Linked DNA regions of Mus musculus: region 2 is linked to region 1. The links are chromatin loops, found by intact Hi-C in ENCODE. Cell type or tissue: left cerebral cortex. All regions are shown on one strand.

Evidence for each region. A loop is a pair of places that touch in the nucleus more often than their neighbours do. Peaks named below come from ENCODE experiments on the same cell type or tissue, not always from the same donor. Only the 100,000 strongest peaks of a DNase experiment are listed, where the experiment ranks them.
Region 2: a loop joins it to region 1, with 2.3 times the contacts of the local background. A loop is called at or near these places in 3 of 42 quality-filtered maps.

What each region holds. Positions count from the first base shown.
Region 1 is chr5:142,714,933-142,722,932 of GRCm38, forward strand. Slc29a4 (solute carrier family 29 (nucleoside transporters), member 4) reads left to right here. Exons shown (of 11, transcript NM_146257.2): 6 at 114-188; 7 at 2,660-2,904; 8 at 3,525-3,666; 9 at 3,779-3,966; 10 at 5,025-5,265; 11 at 6,407-7,558. The coding sequence ends at 6,558. Among named protein-coding and RNA genes, the nearest start is that of Slc29a4, 17 kb to the left of the region's middle. In left cerebral cortex, a CTCF peak has its summit at 3,304 (motif pointing left); DNase peaks (open chromatin) are centred at 3,305 and 7,444.
Region 2 is chr5:142,624,169-142,632,168 of GRCm38, forward strand. Wipi2 (WD repeat domain, phosphoinositide interacting 2) reads left to right here and starts at 5,416. Exons shown (of 12, transcript NM_178398.4): 1 at 5,416-5,664. The coding sequence starts at 5,591. In left cerebral cortex, no CTCF peak of the experiment used is centred here; DNase peaks (open chromatin) are centred at 4,785, 5,285, 5,824 and 6,314; H3K4me3 peaks cover 2,241 bases; H3K27ac peaks cover 1,317 bases.

The DNA.
Region 1 (8,000 bases):
GCCTCTGGTGCGAATTCCTGCCTTCTAGTGCCATCATAGCATAGAAGGTCCACAATTGCCTCTGAGGCAATCAGAGGCACAAGGTATCTGACCACGTCCCCCTCTCTCTTAAGTGCAGCAATCTAGCTTCTATGGCTACACGGGATTACTGCCCAAGAGGTACACGCAGGGTGTGATGACTGGAGAGAGTGAGTACTGAGACCCCTCCCCCAAGGGGCACCGGTCTGGGGACACCATTGGGCATGCCCTGGTTGGGGAGGTGAGCCGGAAAGGCCTACACACACTGGGCTGGGGATGGGGACTATGGACGGAGAGGGATGGACCCCCGGGGTGGGAGGGATATGTGCACACACCTGTGTATGCCAGGGTTCGAGAGTGTGAACAGCATGTGAGATTGGGAGGTCATAGCTGCAGTAAGTTTGGGGACAGGCATATTTTGTGTGTCGGTTGCGTGACTTTTCCCTGAGGGATATGAACAGATAGGGCATACAATCTGCACAACAACAACAACAACAACAACAACAACAACAACCAGTCCCACCCCATCTAGCTTTGGAGAGTTAATTTGACTGATTCACAGGAGTGTGGATAACTCAAAGACAGCCGCACTGAGAAGCCCACCCCAGCCCAGGTTACGTTAACTCAGGACAGCGGTGTACCCTGGGCTCCCTGCACAGCCTGAAGGCAGCTCTGCTGTGGGGAGAAAGACTCTCCTTTCCATGGCACTTGTTACTGGTTGACTAATCTTGAGGAGGGGCCTTGAGAATCTTGTGTAGTTCAGCTGGACTTGCAATCTTTATATCTTTATTCCCTGAGTCTTTTTGACACCCCCCCACCCCCCCCCACCCCCCCCCACCCCCCACCCCACCCCCCACCCCCGCCTTCCTCTAAGAGGACCGTTTCAACTTTGGAAATTTGCAACATTGTGTGTGTGAGTGCATGCGCCTGGGCAAGTGTAGTGTGCTGAGGCTTAGCTTGCTCAGGCCTGTATGTATCAGCTGGCTCCACTCAGGACCAAGCCTTTCTCAGATCCCCCCCCCCTTCACCAACCACCCTGCTTAGTACTTAATTGCTTGTCTGCGAAGCCACCTCCCAGATGCCCTTTCTGATACCCAGCACCTTACTCAACCTGAAGTTTACCCAATGCCCAGACCCCAAAAGACCCCTGGACATGCCCTCCAGGTACAGTCTGAGTCTACCAGGTCTTGCCTTCTATTCTGTAGCTAGTCACAACGAGACAAGCAACCGGGCTTAGCCAGTGTCATCCTCAGAGGCTACTCTCCATGGCCCCTCCATGGCAGCCTGCTGTGGGCTCCTTCTGCCACGTGCTGCCTGGTATATCAAACCGTACCACATAAGGCTAACTTCTGGGAGGCGGCCAGCACACAGGTGCAGATTTTTTGTTGTTGTGCTGAGGCAGGGTCTCTTGTAGCCCAGGCTGGCTTGCAACTATGTATAGCTGAGGATAACCTTGAACTCCTGATCCCCCTGCTCCCGATTCCTGAGTATTGGGGTTCTAGGCACTATCTTTACACTGTGTTGGGACCAGGATGCCATGCGCGCTTAACAAAAACTCTACCAACTGAGCCACATTCACACCCAAAACCGGTAGATTTTTACAGTGGAATCTGTGAGGCTGGCCCATGAGGATGGTGGATCCCTTTGGGACTCCCCCGAGACAGACTTGTTCAGAGCCCTGTCCGTCTTCATCAGCTCATAGTGGACAGGACAAGTCCTGCCTCACATTGCCCTGTGGCTGTGGATTGAACTCGGGCAAACCTTCATGAGTTATCTGCAGCATACTTGCCCGCCTTGACCCTGACACCCTCCTCCAGCTGGCCCTTGCTCTGGGGGTGGGGGGAACCTCTCAGTATTTCACACGTGCTCAAGCCTCTTACCTGTTTGATGTGCTCGCTCTCAGTCTGTGTGCCTGGCTCCTGTGTACTGCAGACTTAACTGCAGGCTCAGCTGTCCCCTTCCAGGATAAGATGCTCCGATCCTTCCCCCTCTCGCCACATCCTCTGCCCGGGCGTACACCCTGTACCACTGTTATGTGTTTCTGTGGCTTGTCTGTGGCCTCTTGCCATCAAGCCTAGGAAGGCAGGAGCCTTGTGTCCTCCTTGTAGGGAGCAGCTCAAGGCAGGATGCCCAACAAGAGCCCAGTGATGGTGCCCATGGTGTGTGAGTGGATGGCAGAGTCAGACAGGGGTTGTGGGGGGCCCTGGGGGAAGGGGAGCTGAGGCAGGCTGGATGGATAGACAGGCAGCTGAGGGGTGGGGCTGGTGAGAGCAGATTCATCAGGGCTGGGGGCAGGGAGACAAGGAGAGGGGTTGCAAGTGGCTGGAGAAGGCTTAGAGAGAAGCCCAGACAAGATGTAACTGGTAACTGGTGGGGCTTGGCAATGTAGGGAGGGGCTAGGAGGAGCCATCGCTTGGACAGGGTGCAGGCTGTGGGGTCTTGTAGGATGATGGACCAGTATGGACCAGGTGCTGTGGGTGGGGGGCCCAGAACAGTAGAAGGATGGAGCAGAGAGGACCCAGTGAGGAAGGGCTGGTGGATGGGGTGGAGTGGGGTGGGAGCAAGGGCGGTAGAGCATCGGAGGGTGGCACGGGTGATAGAAGCTTCAGGGAATGTTGATGTGCCACTGCCTCCCCTCCAGGCACGGCAGGGGTGATGATCTCTCTGAGTCGAATCCTCACTAAGCTGCTGCTCCCGGACGAGCGGGCCAGCACCATCATCTTCTTCCTGGTGTCTGCCGGCTTGGAGCTCCTGTGCTTCCTGCTGCATCTGCTGGTGCGGCGCAGCCGTTTTGTGCTCTACTATACCACTCGGCCCCGTGACAGCCGCCCCGTCCAGGCAGGCTACCGAGTGCACCACGATGTCGCATCCGGAGACATCCACTTTGTAAGTGTCCTGGCCTGGCCTGGCCTCCTTCTCCCACACAGGCGCCTGAAGAGTTCCTCGTTGGCCCTGTTATTGATCCCTCAATCTCAAGCTGCAGGTTTGTTTCTGTACCCTGAGAAATTCCATTCTGTGGACCACCTTCCATGACTCCCTGTTGGGACAGTAGGAAGTGAGGCCTTTCTAGCTATGGCCAGGGAGAAGAGCCCGGGATCTGTGGCAGATTAACAGAACCTCAAAAGTATGATTAATGGAAGCCAGGGGAACCCTATAATACGCTCCCTTCCATTACAGCTCAGGGGTTGCCTCTGTGAGGACCCCAATACAGATCATTACTTCTTACTACCAACTCCTTGGGTTAGCCAATCTGCAGTTCTGCGAAGATAGAGCGCCCTCTGGTGGTCACATCCTGCATTACCCTTCCACCCAGCCCCAGCTCAGGTTCCAGGGCTGTGTGACTTAAGGCTCTGTGACTTAAGGCTGGGTGGAGGGAATCAAGGGAAATAGTATCCCTTGATAAGGAAGTGCACACAGCAGGTACTAACTTAATGTCTAGATGACTGTGGCTCCACCATTTGCTCTGGGTATCTAACCCATGACTCCCATCATTCTTTGACACACAGGAGCACCAAACTCCAGCCCTATCCAGCAGCAGGTCCCCGAAGGAGAGCCCGGCCCATGAGGTGACGCACAGCAACAGTGGGGTCTACATGCGTTTTGATGTGCCCCGGCCACGAGTCAAACGAAGCTGGCCCACCTTCAGAGGTAACGTGATACTGTGGAGTCCGGTGGCGTCCGTGGCTGTCACACGGGCTGAGACAGCAGGGGCCCCATGAGCGCCAGCCTCTAACATTCCTCACTCCCCTCCCCCCACAAGCCCTGCTGTTGCACCGATACGTCGTGGCGCGGGTCATCTGGGCCGACATGCTGTCCATTGCGGTAACCTACTTCATTACACTGTGCCTGTTTCCGGGCCTGGAGTCCGAGATCCGCCACTGCGTGCTGGGGGAGTGGCTGCCCATCCTGGTGATGGCCGTGTTCAACCTGTCAGACTTTGTGGGCAAGGTGAGCCTCAGGGTGGCTTTGGGGAACCCTAGTAAGGCTCTGGTCTTTCTGGAGCAAAGCCAGGCTGAGGGTACGTGTTGGAAGAATGGTAGCCATGAGTGTCACCATCTCTAACACTGTCCTGTGGAGTCTAGCCCCTGCCTGGTCTCTCTGGTATCAACTGTGCTTCAGGCTAGAATCAGTCCTGATTTCTCCTGCCCCACAGTCACTAGTGGATCTGTCTGAGGATGACACAGGCACAGGCTGCCAGCTGGGCAGCACGTCTGTCACACAAGTAGATAGGGCTGGAGTGGCACCCTAGCCATGCTGCAAGCTCACGTCTCTTTGCAGTCAGTTTGCTGAATACTGTGGAGTATGCAGGGTGGGACCCAGGGCCTTGGCCTTGTAGGGCAAGCATTCTACCACTGAGCTACATTACAAGCCCTTCACCAGGAGTGCTCTAGAGTCCCCCAGGGAGGGGCTGGGGTATGGCTCAGTGGTAGAGCCCCTGCCTAGAATCCCCAGTGAGGGGCTGGGGTGTGGCTCAGTGGTAGAGCCCCTGCCTAGAATCCCCAGTGAGGGGCTGGGGGCGTGGCTCAGTGGTAGAACCCCTGCCTAGAATCCCCCAGTGAGGGGCTGGGGGTGTGGCTCAGTGGTAGAGCCCCTGCCTAGAATCCCCCAGTGAGGGGCTGGGGTGTGGCTCAGTGGTAGAGCCCCTGCCTAGAATCCCCCAGTGAGGGGCTGGGGGTGTGGCTCAGTGGTAGAGCCCCTGCCTAGAATCTCCCAGTGAGGGGCTGGGGCGTGGCTCAGTGGTAGAGCCTCTGTCTAGAATCCTTTAGGGAAGTGTTGGGAGGGACCAGAAGCATAGCTCACCATTAGAGTGTTTGTCTAGCATATTCCAGGTTTCACCTTCTATCACCAGTACTGTAAAGGGGGCAGGTTATGAGATGGTGCGGCTCTTGTAAGGTAAGCTGGACCCAGTCAAGGTTGTCAGGCACAGGGTGTAACTGGAGGGCCTGGCTGGCAGAGAGACGGGCTTATGGCTAGGTGGGTAATCCCAGACTCCCTGCTCTCTGCAGATCCTGGCAGCCCTGCCCGTGGAGTGGCGGGGCACTCACCTGCTCGCCTGCTCTTGCCTGCGTGTGGTCTTCATCCCCCTCTTCATCCTGTGTGTGTACCCCAGTGGCATGCCTGCCCTCCGCCACCCTGCCTGGCCCTGTGTCTTCTCGCTGCTAATGGGCATCAGCAATGGCTACTTTGGCAGTGTGCCCATGATCCTGGCAGCTGGAAAAGTGAGCCCCAAGCAGCGGGAACTGGCAGGTAAGACCCGTGGGACCCACGTACAGTAAGGGCTTGAGCCTGTACACCTAGCGCTCTCCTAAGCAGCGGGACATGATGCTGCCCACATTTGCGGGGTTACAGTTCTGAGATAGAGATGGCCAATAAACCGAGGTAACAGACAGATGTGTTATGTTTCATGGTTGTAAGTCCTAGGGGCTATTAGTCTGAGAAGTTAGGGCAGATGAAAGGACTGGGGAGCCATGATGTAAAGAAAACAATCTTGCAAAATTTTTCTGAGAAGATGGCTTTTGAGCAAAATCCTGGAGGAAGAAATGAGGGAGACAGATACAGGAAGCTGCAAGGAATGGCACCTAAGCAGAGGGAGCCATGTGTGCAAAAGTCCTGAGACTTGGCCCAGTGGTAGGGCTCCTGCCTAGAATCCCCCAGTGAGGGGCTGGGGGTGTGGCTCAGTGGTAGAGCCCCTGCCTAGAATCCCACAGTGAGGGGCTGGGGCGTGGCTCAGTGGTAGAGCCCCTGCCTAGAATTCCCCAGTGAGGGGCTGGAGGCTTGGCTCAGTGGTAGAGCCCCTGCCTAGAATCTCCCAGTGAGGGGCTGGAGTGTGGCTCAGTGGTAGAGCCCCTGCCTAGAATTCCCCAGTGAGGGGCTGGGGTGTGGCTCAGTGGTAGAGCCCCTGTCTAGAATCCCCCAGTGAGGGGCTGGGGTGTGGCTCAGTGGTAGAGCCCCTGCCTAGAATCCCCCAGTGAAGGGCTGGGGTGTGGCTCACTGGTAGAGCCCCTGTCTAGAATCCCCCAGTGAGGGGCTGGGGTGTGGCTCAGTGGTAGAGCCCCTGTCTAGAATCCCCCAGTGAGGGGCTGGGGTGTGGCTCAGTGGTAGAGCCCCTGCCTAGAATCCCCCAGTGAGGGGCTGGGGTGTGGCTCAGTGGTAGAGCCCCTGTCTAGAATCCCCCAGTGAGGGGCTGGGGTGTGGCTCAGTGGTAGAGCCCCTGTCTAGAATCCCCCAGTGAGGGGCTGGGGTGTGGCTCAGTGGTAGAGCGCAGTCTCACAGTCTCTGGAGCCCTGGCAACTGTCACCACAGTGCACATGTGAGAAGCCATGGCCACAGAGATTGTCTAGCACAGCGCAGCCTCAGCCCCTCTAACTTAGCCCACTCTCGTCCACAGGAAACACCATGACTGTGTCCTACATGTCGGGGCTGACCCTGGGCTCTGCTGTGGCCTACTGCACCTACAGCCTCACCCGAGATGCCCACGGCAGCTGCTTTCAAACAGCCACCGCCGCCGCCGCCAACGACTCCATCCCTGTCGGTCCCTGAGCCGGGCCCACCCAATCCTGCCCCCTGCCCAGGAAGAGCTGCCTGGGCCAGTTACCCCAAGGCCTGAGGACCCTCCCACCCCTGCCTCAGTGCCTGCGGGGTCCTGGCCACCTCCTAAGCCACTAACGCCACCTTGCCACCTTGTCCCAGTTGTCCAAAACAGCTGGAACTTGTCTTCACCGCCCAGGGCACCGCCTCCCCGTGTCCTGTGTTTGGTCAGACACCTGCCCTTCACCCTCTGTGTCCAGAGGCCCAGCATCTGTCACACATCAAGGGGGCGTTTATTCAGTCTTAGAGCCACTCGGAATGGCTGGCCACAGTCTGAGCTGACTCCCTTCAGTGTGACCCCACTGTGTGGTTCCATGGTCTTCGATGTGGTTTTCATTTACTGGTCAGGGGGCACCTCCCTGTATTAGAAATCTTGGAGGAAAGTCCCCAACTCCGTTCTGTCCCTTTCTTGTTCTTAGACACTTCTTCACAGCCCTACCCCTGCACCCGCACACATAAAGCGTCAAGTCTGGAAAACTCATTCCTCATACACAGGCCTCCTGTAGTCATAGCAACAGAGATGACCTAGGTGCACCCACCTTAGGTGGAGGACTTCCCCATGCACACCACCACCCCTCTTAGAGCACAGGCTAAGGGCCACGGCTAACAGGGACGTCCCATTTCTTTCCTGTTCCATCCAACTTACCCATCATGCAGGGACAGCTGAGGTCCACTCGTGACCTAGGCCGCCCCACTCCCATCCACCGAGAGTCAAGTGATGACACGACACACTTGAAACCCTGGCAAGTGGCTGCAAGGTGAGGATTGGACTCGTGGGTGCCAGGATCGGCTGGAGGACCTCCTGCCAAAGAGAGCTTTTGCTGAGCCGGGACACTTGCCTCTCCACACAGTGGCCCCAGCCGTGACCACCCTGTACCAGTCCCTGCTGTGTCCTGTCTACCTGTGTGTTCTCTGACTACCGCACTGGCCATTAAATATGGCAGAGACTGCCCACCGCTGTCCTGAGGAAGTGTTTGTGGGGGGAGGGCTGGGAAGTGAGCCACTGGGTAGGGTGGGGAGATTAAAATGGGGCCCTGATGGGGTGTCTTCCCCACAATGCTGAGACACTTGTGGTCCCACCTGTCCTGAGCTAGGTGTTTTTAGAACTGATGATTGCCTAGTGCTGAGCACCTGGGGCTTGCACGGGCCTTAGCAACCGCTGCCTCTGTGAGGACAGGAAAAGATATGGATTTCTACATCTGGCTCACAGGAGGAAGAGCTCAAAACGGGGAGTGTGCTGGTCCTGGCTCTACCCCCTCTGGGTCTGGGAGTCAGGCTGCTCAAAGCCAGTAATGAATTCTTCCCGGTTACAGTCCCCAGTTCTGGTGACAATTTAGAGACATCTTCTCTTCTCTCTTCTCTTCTCTTCTCTTCTCTTCTCTTCTCTTCTCTTC
Region 2 (8,000 bases), 91 kb before region 1:
CCACGCAGGAGCAGATAAGCCATGGGTGTACCTGGCCATGCTCCCATGCTTGCCCAGACCCAGGGCACTAGATCATCGAAACAGATCCTTGTTAAAGGCTTTGACTATGCCGGGGTGGTGGTACACACCTTTAATCTCAGCACTCAGAAGACAGAAGCAGGCAGAGTTTGAGGGCCAGCCTAGTCCACAGAGCAAGTTCCAGGTCAGCCAGGGCTACACAGAGAAACCCTGTCTCAAAAAAGCCAAAAACACAAAACAAACAACAACAAACAAACAAACAAACAAACACCCAAATACCTTTGACTAAATCTGAGAGCCCTGGGCTGGAGAGATGGCTCAGTGGTTAAGAGCACTGACTGCTCTTCCAGAGGTCCTGAGTTCAATTCCCAGCAACCCCCATGGTGGCCCACAACCATCTGTAATGGGGATCTCATGCTGTCTTCTGGAGTGTCTGAAGGACAGTGACAGTGTACTCACATACATTAAATCAATCAATCAATCAATCAATCAATCAAAAAAATGTGCTAAGAAGCCAGAATTTTGTTACTGTTTTGCTGTGAAACAGGTTCTGAGGTGCCTCAGGCTAGCCTTGAATCTCTCCTGTTCACCTCTCTAAACTTGCTTGTTGGTTTGTTTCAAACCAGGGTCTTCCACTGGTGTGTTGAGATAGGATCTCATGTAGGCCAGGCTGAGCTCAAAGTTGTGCATCCTCCTGCCTCAGACCTATGACTACTTGGATTAGAGGTGGAGCACCACACCCAGATGACAGCCAGGTTTAAAAATGGTGAGACCTTAAACCAGGTGGTGGTGGCATATGCCTTTGATCACTGCAGAGGCAGGCAGACCTCTATGAGTTCAAGGCCAGCCTGGTCTTACAGAGCTAGTTCCAGGACAGCCAGGGCTACCCAGAGAAACCCTGTCTCAAAGAACAAAGAAAGCAACAATAAACAGGGCTCGGGGGAGCAATTGCTTAACATATATGGAGCCTGGCTTTCATTCCCACCGCCTCATTAACCGGGTGTGGTGGTGCATGTCTATAATTCCAGAGCTCAGGAGGCTGAAGCACATACATCAGGAAATCAAGCATAGCCGGGGATATAAAGCAAGATCCCTGCCTTTAACAACCAAAAGAAGAAGAAAGAGAGAGAGAAAAAAGGAGGGGGAACCCACTTAGAACATAAAACTTTTTAAAAACAGTTGACTTTTCAATTGCATCATCAAAGAAAACCCTGGAGACCTGAAATAGCGGCTCAGCTGGAGTGTCTGCCCTGGCTAGCTTGCTTAGTGTCAGGAGTTTGGTTCCCAGCACAATATAAACTCATAAAACTGGGCGTAGAGGTACACACCTGTAATCCCAGTCCAGTCAAGGTAAGACGGTGAGGAATTCAAAGTCACTTTTATCTACATAGTGAATTGGAGGCAACAAGGCAATAATTGAAGTCTTTTTTCAAAATAAACAACAACCATGTGTGATGCCTTTAAATCCCAGCATCCCAGACAGAGAAGCGGGCACATCTCTGAGGGTTCGAGGCCAGCCTTATTTACACAGTCTGGGCAGCATAAATAAGTAACTGTCTCAAAATAAAAAAGGATATGGCTTGTTTAATTGAAATAAAATATGTCTAAGCAAGTGGTGCATGCCTACAACCCGGCCCCACTTGAGACACTGGGAAGGGAGGATGGTTGCTCACGTCCATCTGTGTAACAAAGACGCTGAGCTTCCTGGGTACTGCGGCTTCTCCATCAGAGCCCTGACCACACAGCTCCAGGTTTTCGTGTTCATGCCTCTGTGAGTTTGTTATCCCCAGCCACCCTAGGTAAGTCATTGCCCCCACGTTAGTTAAGCCTGCTCAAAATAATTTCCAGTTAGGTGCTGTGTTAGACAGGAGAATTAAGTCCTTTTATCAACAAGGCCATCTTGGCCACTTCCTCAGCGTTCGTGCCAGTGTTGCTCCAGTGGTCATGTAAGACATATGGTTCCCAGCTGGGGAAGACCAGCGACTGCTTACCCACTTAGGGAATGGGCAGAGGCTCTTCTAGCTGTGTGAAGGCTGGAAGGACGCTCTATGAGTAGCCAGAAGGGAGGAGACTTCCAGGTCAATACCTGGATTCCCCCACGTTCTGAGACTTGAGTACATGGCATCTCCAGCAAAAGCATATTACTATCAAATTCTGGAGGGTAGCCTGCCACACTTTTGACCTCACTGTCCAATGCCTCTGAAAGAGATGACTCATTCACAGCATGAGGCTCTTTATTTATTAGCCTGCGGTGTCTAGTAGGGCTTTGTTGTCCTGTTAAGAGGGTAACTCCACTGAACTCTTCTTCTATGTGCATATCTGTGTAATATGGGAAGCTTCTACAGTAACAAGTTGCCATATGGCTTTTCCTAAAATCTTTAGCACTAGTTGACCTTCCCCGTATCCCCTCCTCTATGCCAAATGCCCACCCCCGCCCAGTTAACCCTTCCTGCTCCGTTATTCCCCTTTACCTCTTTATACCACTACATTTGATCTCCCCTTCCATGAAAGCTCCCACCCAATGGGCCCTTCCTAATCTCTTAACTTCTGTGGGTATTCCAAATGAAATACACACGCCTAGAGACTCTAAGCTAACATCCACAAATGGGAGAAAACCTGGGGTGTTTGTCTTTGGGGTCTGGGTGACTTCCTTTCGAATGATTATTTCTGGCTCCATCCATTGACCTGTGAGCCACATTTCACTTTTTCTTACCAGTTGATTACGATCCATTGTGTAAACACACCACATTCTCATTATCCGTTCTTTAGCTGATGGGCATCTAGGCAGTTTCTCTTCCTGTCTATTAGGAATAGAACAGCATCGGACACAGATGAGTGGGGATCTCTGTAGTGAGAGCTGGTCCTGGGGTGCATGCTCAGGAGTGGGAGAGGTGAGGTATGGAGTTGATCTATTTCCAGCTTTTTGAGGAAACCTCATGCTGATTTTCACGGTGGTTGTGCCATTGGCAACTCCCACCAGCAGCAAGTAAATGTGCCTTTCCCCCCACATCCGTGTGGGGGAAAATCTTAGCCTCAGTTCTGACTGAGGGTAAAAGGAAAATCTCAAAGCTTTAATTTGCATTTCCCTGATGGCTAAGGATGTTGAACTTTTAAAAGAATGTTTCCTGACTGGTTCTGCTTCATCTTTTAGGGACTTCATGTTCAGGTCTATGTCCCATTAGGGAGGGGGGTGATTTTTTTTCAAGATAAGGTTTCTCTGTGTAGCCCTGGCTGTCCTGGAACTCACTCTGTAGACCAGGCTGGCCTCTAACTCAGAGATCCTCCTGCCTCTGCCTTCTGAGTGCTGGGATTAAACCCATGCACCAGCACTTGGATCTCCATGCCCCATTTTTAAATTGGGTTATTTCCTGATATTTTTTCTTCAGTCTTTGTATATTCTTGATAGTAACCCTCTGCCAGGTGTATAGCTTCTAAACGTTGTTTACCAGTTCTGAAGGCTTCCTCTTCACTCAAATGATGATGTCCTTGTGGTAAAGAAGTTTGTTAGTCTCCTGAGATTCCGTTTATTAATTGTTAGTCTTAATGCCTAAGTTACTGGGGTCCTGTTCAGAAAGTCTTTCCTTGTGCCAATAATAGTAATTGGATTTAAGGCCTGGTCCACAAAATGAAACCCATATCCAGAACCATTGTCAAGGCCGAGAACCTGTGGGCAGGTGGGACACAGACCTTAGGGGAGGCCCTACCACCACTAGTCTGCTGAATAGACATAGTATTTAAGTGACCCCTTATTGTTACATCCATAGAGAAATGCATCTCTCAGCTCTCATCAGAAAAGCTTCTATTTGCAGAAGATGGTTATTGACACAGAGGCCCACAACTAGCCAAAAGTGAGCCACAGATACCACACCCCTCCTCCCAGTGATCAAGGACCACTGTAGAAGAGTCTGAAAGACTATAAGAGCCAGAGGCACTGGATACTGTCAAGGAAATGGTGTTTTCTGGACTAGCAGGGCAGCTACACACATGAACTCACAGTGGAATATACCAGACCTGTGCAAGCTAAGCCAGGCAAGATGTATGTATAAGAGAGATGGGCATGAAGCCTCACACCTAGCTAAGCTGTTGTTAACTGGTAGCTGCTGGGAACGGGGAATCAATTTCCTTCAAGGGTATGTATGATCTCCGATAGGTCTTCCAGTGGAAGACCATATCCAAAACTATATAGGCAACACAAAATGGAATTGGTGGGTTTAAAAAAGAAAGACTGAAAAAAAAAAAGACATAAAGTTGGGTGGGTAGGGAAGAAGAGTGGATCTGGGTGGTGGTGAGGTTGAATATGATCAAAATGCTTTGCATGAAATTCTTAAAGAATTCATTAAAAAAAAAAAAAAGAAAAGCTGGGAATCGTAGCACATTTAATTCCAGCACCAGAGGGCAGAGGACGGAGGGCAGATGGCCGAGGGCAGTATATTTCTATGCATTGAAGATTAAGATGGTGAGTTCCAGAAGAGCCAAGGTCTCCAAAGGCTAAAGCAAACCATTTTAAAGGCTACTTTAAACAAGCGTGGTGGTGCAGCTCCATAATCTTTTAAGAGGTAAAGGCAGGAAGACCGGGAATTCAAGGTCAACCTCAGCTACAGAGTCCAAAGCTAGCCTAAGATAGATGAGCCCCGATCCAAAGACAACAAACAAAACAAAAACACGAAACAGGAAGGGTGGGAAAGTGTGCGCCATCTTTTCCTCAACAACTTTGCCATCTTTGCCCCTCTGGCTGTACTAACAAAGTTCGACTTTGCTCCCCGCTTAACTGTCCTCAAGGACAGCACACTGCTCTTGGGAACTACCAGCCTCTTGCCTAGAGGTTCAGTTCTAACAGCACAGAACAAGTCTCTCTCTTCTCCAGGACCTTCGCCACCAGAACATTTCTATCTCCTTGAAGGGAAGAAGAGAAAGGAAAGAAGGGAAGCAGCGGGAAGGAGAGAAAGGTGCTTCCCATAGACTGTTGCACGGACCAATACATTTAAAGTAGAATCCTGTCCCAAGGACCGTGACCGCACGCGCCTTTCCAGTCTCAGACCCAACATTTGGCAAATCGTTTGCAGTTCTGCGCCTCGCTTTTCAAATCTGCAAAACGGACGTGCGACATTCTCTTCGAGCAACGCGGTGCGCCAAAGTTCCTAGAACAATGATCAACGACTCAGGACCAACGAGGTAACTCGCCGTTCTCAGACAGCAAGCCCCCGCCCACTCTCCGCCACGCGCAGGCGCACCCACCAGCGCACCTTTATGCATGCGCAGTCGACCGGAAACACCCGCGGATGCCTGCGGCGAAGAGGCGGGGCCTACGCAGCGGGCCTGCGCGGAACGCCGCCGTGCGACGCGAGGGTGGGCGGGACCGCGCAAGCGCGCAGCCCGTCCCGGCTCTGGAGCATAAACAAGAGTGGGGACGGGATGAGGCGGCAGTTGGTCCCCGCGCAGCGAGAGGCGGCGAGCGGGGCGACCTGCCGGACCGGACGTCGATCCTGAGTGTAGCGTGCTCCCGCGGGCCGCCCGAGTCGAGCTGCGCGCGCTCCCGCCAAGGGGGGTCCGAGGCCGTCGCGCGCTCGCAGCCATGAACCTGGCGAGCCAGAGCGGAGAGGCCGGCGCCGGCCAGCTGCTGTTCGCCAACTTCAACCAGGATAACACGTAAGGCCGGGCGCGGACGCGGGGCCGGGGCAGAGACCAGGGCTGGTCAGGTTGAGGGGTATGGGCGGGGGGCGTGCTGAGCCCGCGCGGCCGCTCGAGCGCTGCTGCCTCCTGGGCCGGGGGAGGTGATGGAACTCGGGGTGCCCCCATCCACCTGTCCTGAGACCTGGCCTTTCGCAAAGTTAGGAAGGAACTGTGCACGCCGGTTTGCGCCTGTCACCCGGACTCGGTTTTGCGGCCATCCTGGGCATCGCCCGCCTCCCCCTTTCTATACATCTGTATCCTCACTGCTTCTGTCGCTTTTCATGGCTTTTCTTTTTCTGTTTGCTTATTTCTTCTCTGCCGACCTTTCTGGCAAGTAACTTTGGTCTCCTCCAAAAAAGGACCAAACGGCAGTAGTAATCCAGGCCTTCGATCTGAGACTTTATCCTCAAGGGGTCTGGGAGCTTCAAAAGGGGGTGAGGTGGGCTATTCCTGGGGTAAAAAAGAACCTTCGTACCGGTCCACTGTTTTACCGGACTGAACTCCTGTAGTTCCCCATCTGGTTCTTCAAGGCTGCCTCGTTGGCATACCTGGAAGGTAGGTAATAGATGAGGTTTCTGATGAAGGATGGATGAGTTATGGGACTGGAAGGGAGAAGAGCCATCTTGGGAAGTGAGTAAGAGGAAGTGATGTAAGAGGAGGAGGAATGGGTCACTTGGCATCACACTAAGTAGTTGGTCGCTACTGGCACAATAGCATTAGCAAGGCAGGGACTGAGGCTTTTGTTTTTCCTCACTTAAAAGTTAGATTGGAGAATGGCAAGTACCTGTGTGGAGGGAGGTGCAACAGGTGCTCAGTTGGACCTTTAGACGAGCTCAAGAAGGAGGTGCTGTCCTGAAATTGGGACCAGCCACAAATGAGACTGTGAAGTTCAGAAAGGGCTAGAGTCTGTCAGGATCTTAAAGTTGGCTAATAGTGGGATGGGGCAGGCTTGGGTTCTCATCCCCTGAGGTTGCTCTCCTGGTGTTCTTTCCGTTGTAACACACTGGGTCTTTTCTACATTAGAACAGAATGCTAAAGACACTGAGTCCAGAAGTAATAGTGGACCTGGGCACTGGAGAGCTGGTTCAGTGGATAAAGCACTTGTCACACAACTCTGAGGCCCAGAGTTGGGATCCCAGCACCCATAGAAAAGCTAGGCAGCTGTCTATAATCCCAGCAGATCCCTGGCTAGTTAGATGAGCAGGGTCAGTGAGCTCTGGGGTTCAGGGAAGAGACCCTACTTTGGTAAATAAAGAGGGAGACACCTGGCCTAAACAACTGACCTCCACACAAGTGTATGCACACTGGCAGGTGTGTACCTCTCACACGTTCAGGCTGCTAAAAATTGTGTCGTGTCCTAAAGCCAGCACAACAAAGGCTACAGGGACAACCTGTTGCAATTTGCCTAGTGAGTAAGCAGGCTCCATGCAGGTGGGAGGAAAGCATTTCTAACCAGTAGTGATTTGGCCTCTGAACCATCAGGGTTTGAGGATCACTAGGAAATTCTAATATTACTTACTTATTTTGAGACACCCCTCCCTCAGCCCTGAACCCACTAGGTTATGAAGTTAGTATTTAAAAACAAGACTTGTGTCATTTTTTGACTTGCCAAAGAGATCTAGAAACCTACGTTGGAAGGAATTGTAGGTTCGAGCTATGCAGGGAGTTCAGTGCAGTGCCATGACTTAGAGCACACGAGAACACAGGCTTGGTGACAGGCACCTTGAGTCCAGTACTGGGAGGCAGAGGCAGGAGGATCTCGGAATCCAAGGCCAGCCTGGTCTACAGAGCTCTGGAGTTCCAGGACAGCCAGGGCTACACAGAGGAACCCTGTGTCTCCCCCCATGCCCCCCAAAAGCCAATGTCCTGCTAGCCTTGAATTCCCGATCCTCTAGCACCTTCCAAGTGATGGAATTGCAGGTGTGTGCCACCATGCCCAGCCAGAATTTTTTTGTTTGTTTTTTGTTTTTTTGTTTTTTCCAGACAGGGTTTCTCTGTGTAGCCCTGGCTGTCCTGGAACTCACTTTGTAGACCAGGCTGGCCTCAAACTCAGAAATCCGCCTGCCTCTGCCTCCTAAGTGCTGGGATTAAAGGCATGCGCCACCACTGCCCGGCCAGATTTTTTTTTAAAAAGAGGAATGAGTCTGGTGGTGGCACACACCTTTAATCCCATTGCTTGGGAGGCAGAGTCAGGAGGATCTCGGAATCCAAGGCCAGCCTGGTCTGCATAACAAATTCCTATATAGTCAGGACTGAATAGAGAGACCTTGTTTAAAGGGGGGGTTGGGTGGGGAAACAACAGTGAAAACAAG